Linked DNA regions of Homo sapiens: region 1 is linked to region 2. Evidence: read pairs that join two places in POLR2A ChIA-PET (ENCODE). Cell type or tissue: Panc1. All regions are shown on one strand. Each heading gives the region's core, and the rest is flanking DNA. Links, peaks and the distances in the headings are about the cores only. Region 1 overlaps CAV2-DT (CAV2 divergent transcript). Region 2 overlaps LOC105375463 (a long non-coding RNA gene).

Region 1 (6,646 bases), core at 2,352-4,851, 120 kb after region 2:
AGAAATATAGGGATTTGCTTGCTATGCAAAGTAAACATTAAACAGGTTTAACTAGACAGCTCAAGTTTTATGAAACTAATCTTTATGTCAAGACACTGAAGGCAACTTAATAAAAACAGGGATTTAGATATGAATAAACTATATACAAACTTGACGTCCTACTTGAAGAAAAAGTAAAAGTTGGGCTCAGTATTTCTGTCTGCATACTGTGCAAACAATTCCTAAAATACAAATCATACCTCTAAAGTGAAATAAGGAAAAGTTCCTCATACTGAAAAGCTCCCTCAGAATGCATTTTAGATCCTCAAAAACTTAAGGACAAGTTCATATGTAGGTATTTCTGTGTGCTTACACAGGATTAATACTTTTGAATCATTAACAAGTCAAATTAGTAAGAATAAAAATAAACAATATTAATGTGTACTTAGTATGTCAACATTTTGCTGTTTTCCCATGCATTATTTTATTTTAGCCTCTTGATGTCTCTATGAGGTAAGTATTATTATTATTATTATTCCCATTTCACAAGCTTTGAGAGAATAAGTCAAGTGTTCCAGGTCACCCAGCCAGAAAGGTATTAAGCCAGGACTGGCACTCAATGCCTGGCCTCCAAGCCAAACCCTTTCACCATTAAGCTGCATTATCTCTCTTTTTTTGAAGTTATCTTTTCCAAAGGCCATTTTCAGTCCAGGACAAAGCAGTGAGGCCGGCTGGGGCATCAGGGCACTCCCTGAGCTCACAAAGGGATAATGAGAATATTCAAAAAGATCATCCTGCTAGAGATGAGTAAGAAAACAGGGAGATATAAATTTTATGTACTTAAAAAATGAATCATGCAGACATTGCCTGAGTTATAAGCAACTATTTCAGGCTAGATGAATTTTGTGAAATAAAATTTTGGGGACCTTAAATTGTGTATATATTATAGTTAAGTTGATCCCTGAGTTTTAATTTACGGGTATATTTTATTTAGAATCACAATTGTTTTTATAATACAATAATAACAAAACCGTCACTCTGAATAAACAGGAATATATGTTTATGTTGTACAGTAACTTGTTCCAAGGAGTTATTAAAACTGTAAACCAGACTTTACAGAAGGCAGAGGCAAAAGGAAAGCATGTTGCTATCTTATCCTGCAGTGCAGATGAAGATATCAAAATGGGGTATTGCCTGCCAGGTGTATTGTAAACTGTGATTGGAAAAGGAGACAAAATAAGGAATCAAGATATCATGCCAATGCTTTAAAAGAAAGTGCTTTTGTTTTCAATATTTTTAAGGTTAACAGAGTGAAAAGACTGAATTAAAATCAATGGTCAGTTCTTACATGCTTCTTCAAATTTCCCAAACCATGTGTTTGCCTTCTCTATTTGCTATCTCAGAGAGTTTTGAATTAGAACCACTTTCCTTCCTAAATTTAAAGCAGTAATAAAATGTTAAACTGCAGAAATGAAATGATTATGTATATGTATATGTGTATGTATATGTATATGCATATGTATATAACATAGTTTCAGTAGTACATTACTGAAAACATGAAAGCCTAACTAGATAATTACTGGTACAACACATTTCTTCTGTTGCACATGTACCGGGAAGAAAATCAAATTCAAAAGGAGTGGTGCAAGATGGTGGACTGAGCACATTTGTTTATCCTCTTTTCTTCTCTAGATCTTTTCAAAAGTAAAGATATAGAGAAAACATAGAATCACAAAAAAGAAAGAACTGGAGATGGACTATCAGCAAATAAGAGTTTTAAATGAAGTTACAGGAGGCAAAAAGTAGAATGAGGTGGGATAACTAGTGAAGTTATCCAGAAAAAAAGTCACAGCCCAGAATGTGTTCGTTTTCAACTCTTGAAAGTCAACCTACGTATACATCAGAAAGGTGTTAATTATGGGTGTAGAACAGAATGCAAATGCTTTTAAACTTGACGTGTATACGTGAAAGTATAAGTGATGTAAATTAGGAAATGGAAACAAGGAAGAAAGTTTAAAACAAGAGTTTAAATTAGTTTAAATCACTATTGTCCTTTTATGGACTGAGAAGCCTAGAGATACTGTCTATTATCAGTAGATACACAAATAGCCAAGAAGTCATAAAGTACTGCTAGAACAGTGCTATAACAAAGCTGGAGGGTGACGGTGGGGGTAGCAATGGTGTGGAGGACATAACACTGCTAAATCTCCATCGATTACATCAGAAAGTCAATAAATTACACCAAAGTGCAAAATTAAGAAATAGTGGCATAGTATACATAGCATGTAGATTTATGAAGTTGAGGTATGAAAGAAGTTTGAGACAGAAACACTTAGGGAAAAAAAAAACTGTTGTCTCTGGGAAACAGAATTACATGTAGGAGAAGATGGGGCAAGGAGCTAATGTTATTACAAATTTTTCCATATTTTATTTTTTTAAATGGGCATGTATTATGTTTGCAAAATTCTAAATGCATATAAGAAAAAATAAAAGCCTTCAAACATCTCTGTAGGTTCAGCATATCAATTTACGTTTGATACGCATGGTGGGGAAGTAAGGCAAATGCCTGAAAAATGCAGAACCTGCATAGAAAGAATGTAGAAGTTCCTATTTAGGACTGTGTTATGACATGGTGATGTCTGTTTCTATTCCGGCCAATAAATCCTGGCAGTTGGTCAATTGTTATCCTGTTAAAAGGTCTGGAGTGGAAGAATGGACTGTGTTTTTCGTAAAAAGCTTGCTGACAAGACCAGAGAGAGTTTCCACTGGCAATTCTATTTCACAGTCCTTTCCCTTCTTTGGGCAACACAAATGATGGCAATGGGCAACCACATGGCCTCTAAAATCTTTTCCTTCACTCCTCTGAGTGCAAATCTCTACAGCACAGAAATGCTCTGGATAGTTCTGTGCTTCTGTGATTGGTAATATCCCTTGGACATGTTTAAGAACTATAGAAGCAAAATAGCTTGATTTTCCAGAACACGGCATCTTCACGATATAGCATCTACTAATTTAAGATAAAACGGTTTCATAGATCCAAAAAGGTAGAAAAGTTCCAGTGATTCATAGAGTTAATTGGTCAATTATTGCCAATTAGAATTAGTCAGAAATATGCACACACACACACACACACACACACACACACACACACAGGACAAAACATATCTCTGCATAGTTCAACTTTGTTCCAAAAGGAAATAATAATCAATCCCTAAAACAACAGAAATGTCACTAGCCTGTCAAATCCTGGGTAGCACTCGGGCCTCAGAGAGTTAAATTCACGCCATATTAGGAAGGCATTAATTATTATTACAGAACAGAATGTAATAATATTACATTATTAATATACCAAATAATATTACAAATATTATTACAGAAAGTAATAATATTAAAATTGATATACTGAACCTATAATGTTATATAATTATTATTACATAACATTCTGTTTATTAGGTAAAAATGTAAATGATATAATTTGGAAGATGCAGTTCTCCTAAATGTAGCTCTCAGATTCCCAAAGCACTGGCCAGTAAGAAGGCTGCAGCTTGCCTACAAGTGACACACCTAAATGAGACCCAAGTGACTGAGTTAACAAATTCTTGTAACTATTGGCTCTAGGTGAATTTATGGGCAAACATAGGCAGCCTAGCACTGGAGGTGTGTAGGACTATACCACTTCAATTCCAAATCCATCTTTCTATGAGAATAATTCAGGATAACCCTCCCTCACTCTACTCATGTTCCTCTGGTGAGTATCATCTCTGCAGGTGTGATTGGTCCAGAAAGCCTGCACACTCTTCTGTGGCCGAGAGCCAGTAGATAGGCTGTATCTTCTTCCAGATATGCCTGGCCTGCCAGTTTCTTATGGGCTTTTTATTGCCAGCCTCAGTTTTTGCTAATACTAAGCTATTAAAAGCTAATCGCAAATTAATAATAACACATATCTGTCCATTAATTTAGAATTTATTTCATTCGGTGTTCATGCCAAATCAGAGGCACAGCTCCCATAGACATGGCACACAAGCTTCACCAGATTTACAGACTCCCATTCCCATATCTCGTCTTTAATTCTGCCTTCCTGCTTGTCACTACAGATGCGCTCTCCATGCTCCCAGCTAAAGCCAATCAATTCTTCCACTTGTGCTGTAGACACATCTACTTCCTCTTGGTCAAGAATATCATTTCAAGGATAGATACCCCATTCTTCATGATGTGATTATTATTGCTTGCCTGTATCAAAACGTCTCATGTACCCCAGAAATACATACACCTACAATGTACCCACAAAAATGAAAACTTTTAACTTTAAAAAAATTTAAAGAACATTATATCAGCAAGTTTCACCCCCTCTCCTGCAGCATCCATTTTTCTCTCTCTATCCATTAAGATACACATGTACTACTATTTCTCCCATTTAAAAAAAACTTTAAAACCTTGTTCTTGGTCCTGCTTCTTTTTTAGCAACCATTCTTGTTTTTCCTCATCATTTATATCAAATGTTCTCAGAAAGAGTTGCCTAAACCTACTCCAATTGTTTCAAATTCCTCTCTTTACATTCTCCCCTAAATCCATGTCAGGCTTCCAAAAATGTGGAGAACACCAATGAGCTCCCCCTGGCTGATGCAATGGTCAATTCTCAGTTCTCACCTTACTGGAAATATCAGCAATATCTGTCATAGTCCTTCAATCTCTCCTCCTTGATGCCCTTTCTTCACTTGAATTCCAGGCACCTTGGTCTCCTGACTTTCTTCCTACCTCACCAGATGGCCCTTGCCAGTCTCCTTTACTGTTTTTTCTTCCTCTCCCAGACCTCCCAACATTGGAGTACCCCATGGCTCAACTGTTCTTCCGCTTCTTTAATTCTTTTCAATCCCTGGTGATTTTACAATCTCTTTGACTTAAATACTATCCACATGGTCAACCACTCTCAAACTTATATGATACAGACAGGCCTATCACCTGGCCTGCTCCTATATCAGAGTCTGTATTTCCTTCCTCCTTGCAGTTAGGTGGCACCATATGAATAGCTTTGGCCTTAGTCAACGGGCTATGAGAGAAAGTGATTGGTGTCACTTCTGGACTGATATATTAGAAACCAATGTGTGACTCTCCAGTTCTTTTATCTCCCTGCTGTGTAACCTGCAAGCCATGTGTTTCAGACACAGTTACAATATGGTGATGTTTCCATCAGCTCTGATGCCTGAGTATATGTATGAAGCAGAGCTCCCAACACTCATGTTTGATATGTATCCTCAGTGAGAAGAAATCCTGTGCTATGTTAAGCCATTCACAGCTTGGGACTTTTAACTATAACATAATTTAGGTTTTCCTAAAAGATATCTCAATCTTAACATGACCAACACTGAGTTTCTGATGTTCCGCCTCAAAACTTACTCCACCTGCAGTTTCCCTGTAGGAGTTGATGTCAGCTCCACCATTCTAGTTGCTCAGGTCAAAATATTTGAGCCCCTCTGACTCTTCAATTCTTCTCACATCCCTCCAGTCTATCAGGGGATGTTGTTGGCTTTGCCTTGCAAATATATCTACAATTCAAGAACTTCGCCTGACTCCCAACCCTAGCAACCCGAGTCTGTTTGCCAACATCATCTCTCTCAGATCACTCTAGTAGCCTCCTAACTGGTCTCCTTCCTTCCATCTTGCCCTCTATAGTAAACTCTCAAGACAGTAGTCAAAGTCATCCTTTTAAAACTCAATTAAAATCATCTCCTTCCTCCTCAGACCTTTCCAAGTCTTCCCATCTCCCCCTGGAATAAAAGCAAATTTCTTATCGTGGCTTACAAGACTTTACATGATTAGGCTGTACCTGAGTCCTCATTACCTCTCTGATTTCCATGGCTTTCCCCTTGACTCCATTCTAGCCACGCTGGCCTCCTCACGACTCTGCTGACACCAGATAATCCCTAGGGCCTTTGCCCTGGTGACTCCCCCAGCCTGGAGTGCTCTTTGCTGGTGGCTGATCCTTTACATCTCTTGAATTTTTTCTCAAATGCCACCTACTCAATGGAGCCTACCCTGACAATTTTTTTTCTTTTCTTTTCTTTTTTTTTTCAGACGGAGTCTCACTCTGTTGCCCAGGCTGGAGTGCAGTGGCGCGATCTCGGCCCACTGCACGCTCCGCCTCCCGGGTTCAGGCCATTCTCCTGCCTCAGCCTCCCCAGGAGCTGCGACTACAGGCGACCGCCACCGCCCCCTGCTAATTTCTTTTTGTATTTTTAGTAGAGACGGGGTTTTACCGTGTTAGCCAGGATGGTCTCAATCTCCTGACCTCGTGATCCGCCCGCCTCAGCCTCCCAAAGTGCTGGGATTACAGGTGTGAGCCACCGTGCCCGGCGACAATTTTATTTTAAGCTGCAATAAGCCTACTCTTCCCACCAGAAGCTTTCTGCCTTTACCCTACTGTTTTTCCCCACATCACTTATTTATTGTGATGTTCATTTATTTATGTTTATTAGTGTCTCCTTACACATCTGTATCCCTTCTGTTATGAAACATAACTGCCTGGAACAGTGTATGTCCCATAAAAGAGCTAAATAAATATTTCCTGGATTTATTAAGGTGGGCAAGGCTGACATGTTTTTATGTGACAGGTAAAAATACAGACTCAGAGAGACAATGGGGAGACTTGCCCAAGATTGTGCAGTTAATA
Region 2 (6,646 bases), core at 1,602-4,101:
AATTCTCTCTGGTGGTGGCCACTATGATTCTATTTTACAGACCAGGAAGTTGAGTCATTACAGGGGGCAAGTGACTTGCTGAACGGTACACAGCTGGGAAGTGGTGTGGCTGGAATTTGAGGTCATGCTTTCCATAGTCATAGTACACGACCGCTCAAGCAGGCTAGCATATGGATGGAAGGAAGAGAATGCTTCCTTTTCATACCAATGTCTTTATGTATGAAAAGCAAAGTTATGTTGATCGTATTAGGAATCAGGGTGAGTAATTTCTATTTTACCATGGAAATGATGAATTAACAAATTATTTTAATGTAGCAAAATTCCTCTACTGAAAGAATTAGACAAAACTCCACCATATATTCACTGTGCATTTGGAAGGAGGAGGCCAGAAACTGAAAACTCCAAAAGCAATTTTATGAGGCAGACAGAATTCCTTTGGGACTTCATATTAAGCTATTTTCAGTAGGGAGTACAAATATTTTGTTGAAAATGCTAAGAAACGCCTTTAAAACATTTCCTAATAGGGTCATAGTGGCTTGTTGTAAAGAACAGAAACCAATTTGCCCCATGCCTGACATATTGTTCAGTATTTACTATTAATTTTGTTCTAACAAAAGCCTACCTCAGATCAATAAATATAAATGTTGTAAAAAATAAATTTGATAAAGATTACATTTTTTCATTTGATGTAAAAGTACTTTTCACACTTTTTGGTAATTCATTAGGATGGTGATTTCATTTTAAGATTAGCTTTCCCTTTCCTTTTGTGTTACCTGTATTGAAAACTGGCTATTACCATATGTACTTCTTTACATTTTCTGCAGCATGTAATTAAGAGCTAAACTTATATATTTGTTGCCCTTTTTCACCTAATGAAGATAATTCCAAGGTTTGTAGAGAGAAATAAGAAACCATTCAAACCACTTGTGTTATTTTGTTTGTTGCTTTGTTTTTGAGACGGAGTCTCACTCTGTCACCCAGGCTGGAGAATAGTGGCGCAACCTTGGCTCACTGCAACCACTGCCTCCCAGGTTCAAGCGATTCTCCTGCCTCAGCCTCCTAAGTAGCTGGGACTTCAGGAGCCCACTGTCACACCTAGCTAATTTTTGTATTTTTAGTAGAGACAGAGTTTCACCATGTTGGCCAGGCTGGTCTCGAACTCCCGACCTTAGGTGATCTGCCCGCCTCGGCCTCCCAAAGTGCTGGGATTACAGGCATGAGCCACCACACCCAGCCACATTCAAACCACTTCTGAGGACTCTCCTATACTCTGGGTACTTAACTATGAAGTCTAAAGTTGTGGGATGTATAAACCAGCTATAAAGCTAGACAGGCTGACTCTAAAGCAAAGGGTAACATTCTCCACCTTCTGTTTTCTCTGGCTGTCCTTCCCTCTGGAGTGTCCTCCTTATACCTATAGGGATGTCTAGTGTCTGCTATCACAATTTGCTAATTGAATAGGCTCGATATCAGTCATTTCCACCTTAGTGAAAATTAAAACTGCTGTGTATTCTCTCCCTCCCTAAAGTAATTTTATTTTAGGCCTTGTTTATAATGTGACATGGGAAGCATTTCCTCTCCCACCTCCTTTAAATATATTTTGAATATCAGGGATTAAGTAGAAAAGATATTAGTGAAGATAGACTAGCCTTGAGAAGCTTAGTTATGCACCTCAGATAACACAAATCCGTGCATAGCTAGTCCCAAAGTAAAGCACAATAAATTGCATGAAATAATCAATGAATCTGAGGTGCTTGAATAATAGAGTCTTAGAACTGGTTGGTACCTAAGGATTTGTTGTACTCTTCCCTCCCACCCAATGCAGTAATCTTCTCTGTAAGAGCAGTAACAGATGGTCAAGAACTTGTACCACTATTTTGGTTTTTCTTATTAAAATGGCTAGATTTCAGAACTTCTTGGCAAGCTGCTATTCAAATGCAGAAATGCATCTGCTTAGAAACTCAAAAATAAACATGTTTTCCAAAGGAATCAAGTATGTTCTATAAAATCCTGGCCTGTTCATAGGATGTGGTAAGCATGAATTTCATTACAAGTTAATTCTACCATGATGGTAGTGAGCTTCTTTGTTCCAAACTAAGAAGTGTTGAGTGTGATTGGTGATGGTTGGAACTAAGGGGAGGGAGCTGAGAACTGACAGATGTATGCTCAAATCCTGGATGTGTCCTGGCATCAAATTTCAGAAAGTTAAGAAATAATGTTTTGTAAGGCAGTTTCATCTCATAATTTTAAGTTACTGTATTCATTCTACATGAAATCCATCATTAAACTCAGATACCATATCCAGTAGAGTAAATCAGGACCAAATACAGCCTGTAATACGCAGAGCCAGTGAGGCTGGGCAGCTTCTGTCTGAGTTCCAGACTCACTGGCACTCAGCTAAGGATTCCAGACACTCAAACTTAGCAAGAAATAGGACAAGAAGCATGGAGCATGACTTAATATTAGTCTGTGTGCATTTCTATGTGGAGCAATACATTTGCAATGCTTCTTAAAATGTAATGATGCCACAGTTTTATTTTTACATACAGTTATTAACTTTCAAATATATTCAGCAGATGATATGACTGCACATATTGGGATTTGGTATATATAACCTTTCAGTCCTTTTGACAGAGAGTGATAACATTGATAATCTCCATATGGCTTAATGTTTCTTTGCTCTCCCTCCTTTCGGAAATTCTCTGTGCCTCGTTAAATGGAGAAGATTCCATTAATATTCAATGATACATGAACAAGCAATTAAAATAATTTCTATTCTAATCTGGAAATAGAAAGTATTTTCTATGTAGCATTATACAAATGCTATATTTATGAGCTATGTGGGTACTATAGGCAGAGATCAGTTTCAAAAATGAGCAATTACACTGTGCCACATTATAGACTGATTTGAACCACATAAATTTCATGTTTAAGACTCACTTTGATTATGTTGCGTATTTTACCATTTTAGAGAGGTTTCCTTGTGATCCTAATTCTAACTCAAAATAACCTGTTTTCACTTTTTGCCTATCCTTCCAACAATCTCTTCCCAACAAACCACCACCACCACCACCAAAAAAAAAAAAAAAAAAAAAAAAAAAAGCTTCACAAAGGTTTTTGGAATTCAAATGGGTCTTACAAAACTTTTGGATAATTCAAGTGTAAACTAATCAGAAACACATGGGATTGAATTCCCTTTGAGATTTACAATCAGGGTGAAAGGACTTGGCAAACTGTAATGGTTTAACAACAAAAGAAATCAAGAATTTTCAGCCTCACAAGCCTCTACATTTCCTCTCAATTCATTTATATTTAAAAGGGAAGCATATGCTAGAGGCTAGAGTTTGGAAAACTGCCTGGTTATCTGATCTAGTGTTCTGCATCAGCACCTCATCCACCACCCATCACCTTAAGTTTATCTTCTCAACCTGCATGATTTTGAGTGAAAGGGGAGCCAGAAGTGAGATGTATGATCATCCTACTAATAGTTCACATCTGTTCTGAGATTCTGATTGCTGTGAAAATTCTTGTGATAGAAAAATAATTTGTTAAATTCCCTCTTAAAACCTGAAGCAAAAATTATCAGGCTTCTATTTTTATAATACAAACAATTTTCTTCCAGAAACATTCTGATCTGTGTACTCATTATTTTCTAAAGTACATATTTACTTCACATCAGGCATACAATGGTGGACAAAACAGCTGCCTTTCTTCCCCGTATGGAGCTTACAGTATAGTGAATATTTCATGGGACTAGTATCTACAGAAGGTGTTTTGGGAAGCACAGCTTTGGAGAGAGTAATTTGCCAACATTGCACAGAATAAAGGCACCATGAGGGCCCAAGGAAGGAAAAGATTTGCAGCTGTCTTGGTAAGAACTGATGATAAGTGGAATCACACAAGAGATGGTTTAGATATAAAATCAGCAGGATTTGGTAGCTGCTTGACTTTGGGAATCAAAGATGAATTTCACTAGAAAGATAGTTGCGCTGATACAAAGAAAATACAAGAAGCTTGGGAAACACAATTGAGTTTAGGCTGCATATTTGTTTTATGTGCTGTATAGCAAATTACCACAAACCTAGCAATATAAAACAATATGCCTTTACTCTGTCACAGTTTCTGTGGGTCAGCAGTCTGGGTATGGCTTAGCTAAGCTCTCTGCTCAGAAGCTCACAAGCTGTAATCAAGGTTGCATTCTACATTCTCATCTGGAAGCTGCATTCTCATATGGAGGCTTGACTGGGGAAGATCCACTTTTCCAAGTTTTTCAGGTTTTTTGAGAATTTGTGTATTTGTGGTTGTATGACTGAGGGTCTTAGCCTTTTATTGGTTGCGGCTAAGGCAAACTTTAAGCCCTAAAGGGAGGTCCTTGCTGCCTGGGCCTCCCTATAGGCAGTTCATAACATGGCCATTTGCTTTTTCAAGGCCAATGGGAGAATCTCTAGTTGCAGTGTGCTAAGAGAGTCTTGTATACTTAAGGCAGTGACAATCCACCATCTTTGGCATACAATATACACTCATCAAAAGAGTGAAATCCTGCCTTTGCATATTGTATTGGTCAGAAGCAAGTCACGGGCTCTGCCTACATTCAAGAAGAGAGAATTAAACAAGAACGAGGATGCATTGGGGGTCACCTTAGTGTATGTCGGCTCTAAGTTTGGATGTGTTGTGTTTGAGGTGTTAGAAGAGCCTTTGGTGAACAAGTCATCCACGGTTATAAACTGGACAATGTACATCTAGAATGTTTTTTTCCTTTGTGAACTTCTGATAGCAATTAGGGTTAAATGGCTATTTCCTTATAATATTTCTTTATCCAGTTTGTGCTGATTACATTTATAAAATAAAGAGAAGTAAACCTTATATATGAAAACAAAAATGAAATAATATTTGTCAGGTGGTGATAAAAATAAAGCTTAGAAAGATACGTACAACGGCAACTCTCAGATAGGGCTAGAAAGTTTGGAGATGGATATTTATTCCTTAAAGCCAAAGATAAAATAATTTAATTTTCTTCTCCAAAAAACTTCATAGCACAGAAATTGGCAGCCTCTCAGCCAAATATCTCTTGGAAGAAGAAATAATACCTCCTGCTACACATTAACTTCTGAGCCAATTTCAATCTAATACACAGAAGTTAATTCTAGTCAGCTCTCAAGAAAATCTTGACCTACGAATATCTATTTGAAAAATTGAAAAGAGATGTAAAAGCAGAGCCCTACAGACAATATTCTAACAATTGGTGCTGCATTACCAGGTTTGTTTTCTTCTTATCTTATCCCTAAATGGCAAAATAAAAGGCCTAGATCAACTATATCTTGGATTTATGTGACCAAGTCTATCAACAAACCAATAACATCATCATGCATAAAGTGAGCCTTACTCTGTATTTCACTTCTGGTGGTTTTAGTCAACAGCCACTCCATTTTCTAAAGGCAGAAGATTGAACAAAAGATCAGTATATTCCACAAGAACAAATAAATCCAATAACTCTGTAAAGAAGAATATCCCTCTGACCAAATTTTGACTTAGTTACATGATATAATCATAGGTTTTTTAAAAAGCTACTTCATAGCTATGTTTTAAAAATCTAGATATAAACTCTCAAAAGGCAAACTGTAGCTTGGAGAGATATTTGAGACATACTATACAACAAAAGATTACCTTTTATAACTAGAGAACTTTTAAAATCAATAAGATTAACACAATAAAATACATGAAAGACATGAAGAAATGCAGTGGCTAATATGTTTACGAAGAAGGCTTGATCTTATTTGAAATTAAATACAAGTAAATTAAAGCAATGAACTATTTTTAATATGTCTAATAAGCAAATTAATATACCCAGATAAAGTAGGAAAATGAGTACTTTTAAGTACTGGAGATGGCATACATTGGCTTCTGGAAGACAACAAATATACATCAAAAGTTCTAAAATGTAATGATTCTTTGCACCAGCAATTCCACTTCCAGGAATTAATCCTAAAGGGAAGAATGTGATTTACCTTCAAAGGATTTTTAAAATCGCAATTTTCTTATAATAGGAAAAAATTAGAATGAAAGAATATTCAATATTAGGGGATTTGTAAAACATGTTATGGTATAATCATAGCCTGCCATCATAACTTTTAGCCTGTTTTCCCACTCCATGCCCCATTCTCTCCTTTCTGAGAACCACTGCCAGCCTCACATCTCACAAATAGTGTTGATACCATATAACCCTTTGCACCTATCCATTCCCCTGTGTTCATAGCTCATTAGGTGTGGATATACTAAACCGGCCTAATCAGATATGCTCCCTTGGAAGTTCAGAATTGGAATAAAGAGGCTCTGGTTAATTCAGCACTTTAATCGAATGGCAGAGCGGTGAACTCAGGTGCTGTAGTGGCCATTTACACAGAGAAGGGGAGAAAACAGCCTCCAAAGAAAAACAAAGCAAAGGAGCCAGAAAATTAGGGAAAAGAAGCATTATGGTATGGGTGCTAAGGCCAAGGTCATGCCCCAAACCACAGGGTTGTGCCTATCCTTGACAGAAGTGCAAAGAAGGAGCTCATTTTCGGACATCCCACCTTTTATTTCTGAGCCCTTCCTTCCCACATTTTTTTGTTTTCATTTAGATGTTGCATATATTCGTCATTTAGGACTT

The links. ChIA-PET counts read pairs that join two places held together with the same protein. Peaks named below come from ENCODE experiments on the same cell type or tissue, not always from the same donor. Only the 100,000 strongest peaks of a DNase experiment are listed, where the experiment ranks them.
Region 1: POLR2A ChIA-PET joins it to region 2 with 13 read pairs; 3 of 35 experiments call an interaction of 5 or more read pairs at or near these places.

What each region holds. Positions count from the first base shown.
Region 1 is chr7:116,447,539-116,454,184 of GRCh38, forward strand. The region is part of intron 1 of CAV2-DT (CAV2 divergent transcript); the gene reads right to left. Among named protein-coding and RNA genes, the nearest start is that of CAV2-DT, 49 kb to the right of the region's middle. RefSeq lists a silencer at 896-1,223. In Panc1, for the core only: a CTCF peak has its summit at 4,649; no DNase peak of the experiment used is centred there; H3K27ac peaks cover 2,217 bases.
Region 2 is chr7:116,327,906-116,334,551 of GRCh38, forward strand. The region is part of intron 6 of LOC105375463 (a long non-coding RNA gene); the gene reads left to right. Among named protein-coding and RNA genes, the nearest start is that of TES, 120 kb to the left of the region's middle. RefSeq lists an enhancer at 1-244. In Panc1, for the core only: no CTCF peak of the experiment used is centred there; no DNase peak of the experiment used is centred there; H3K27ac peaks cover 2,500 bases.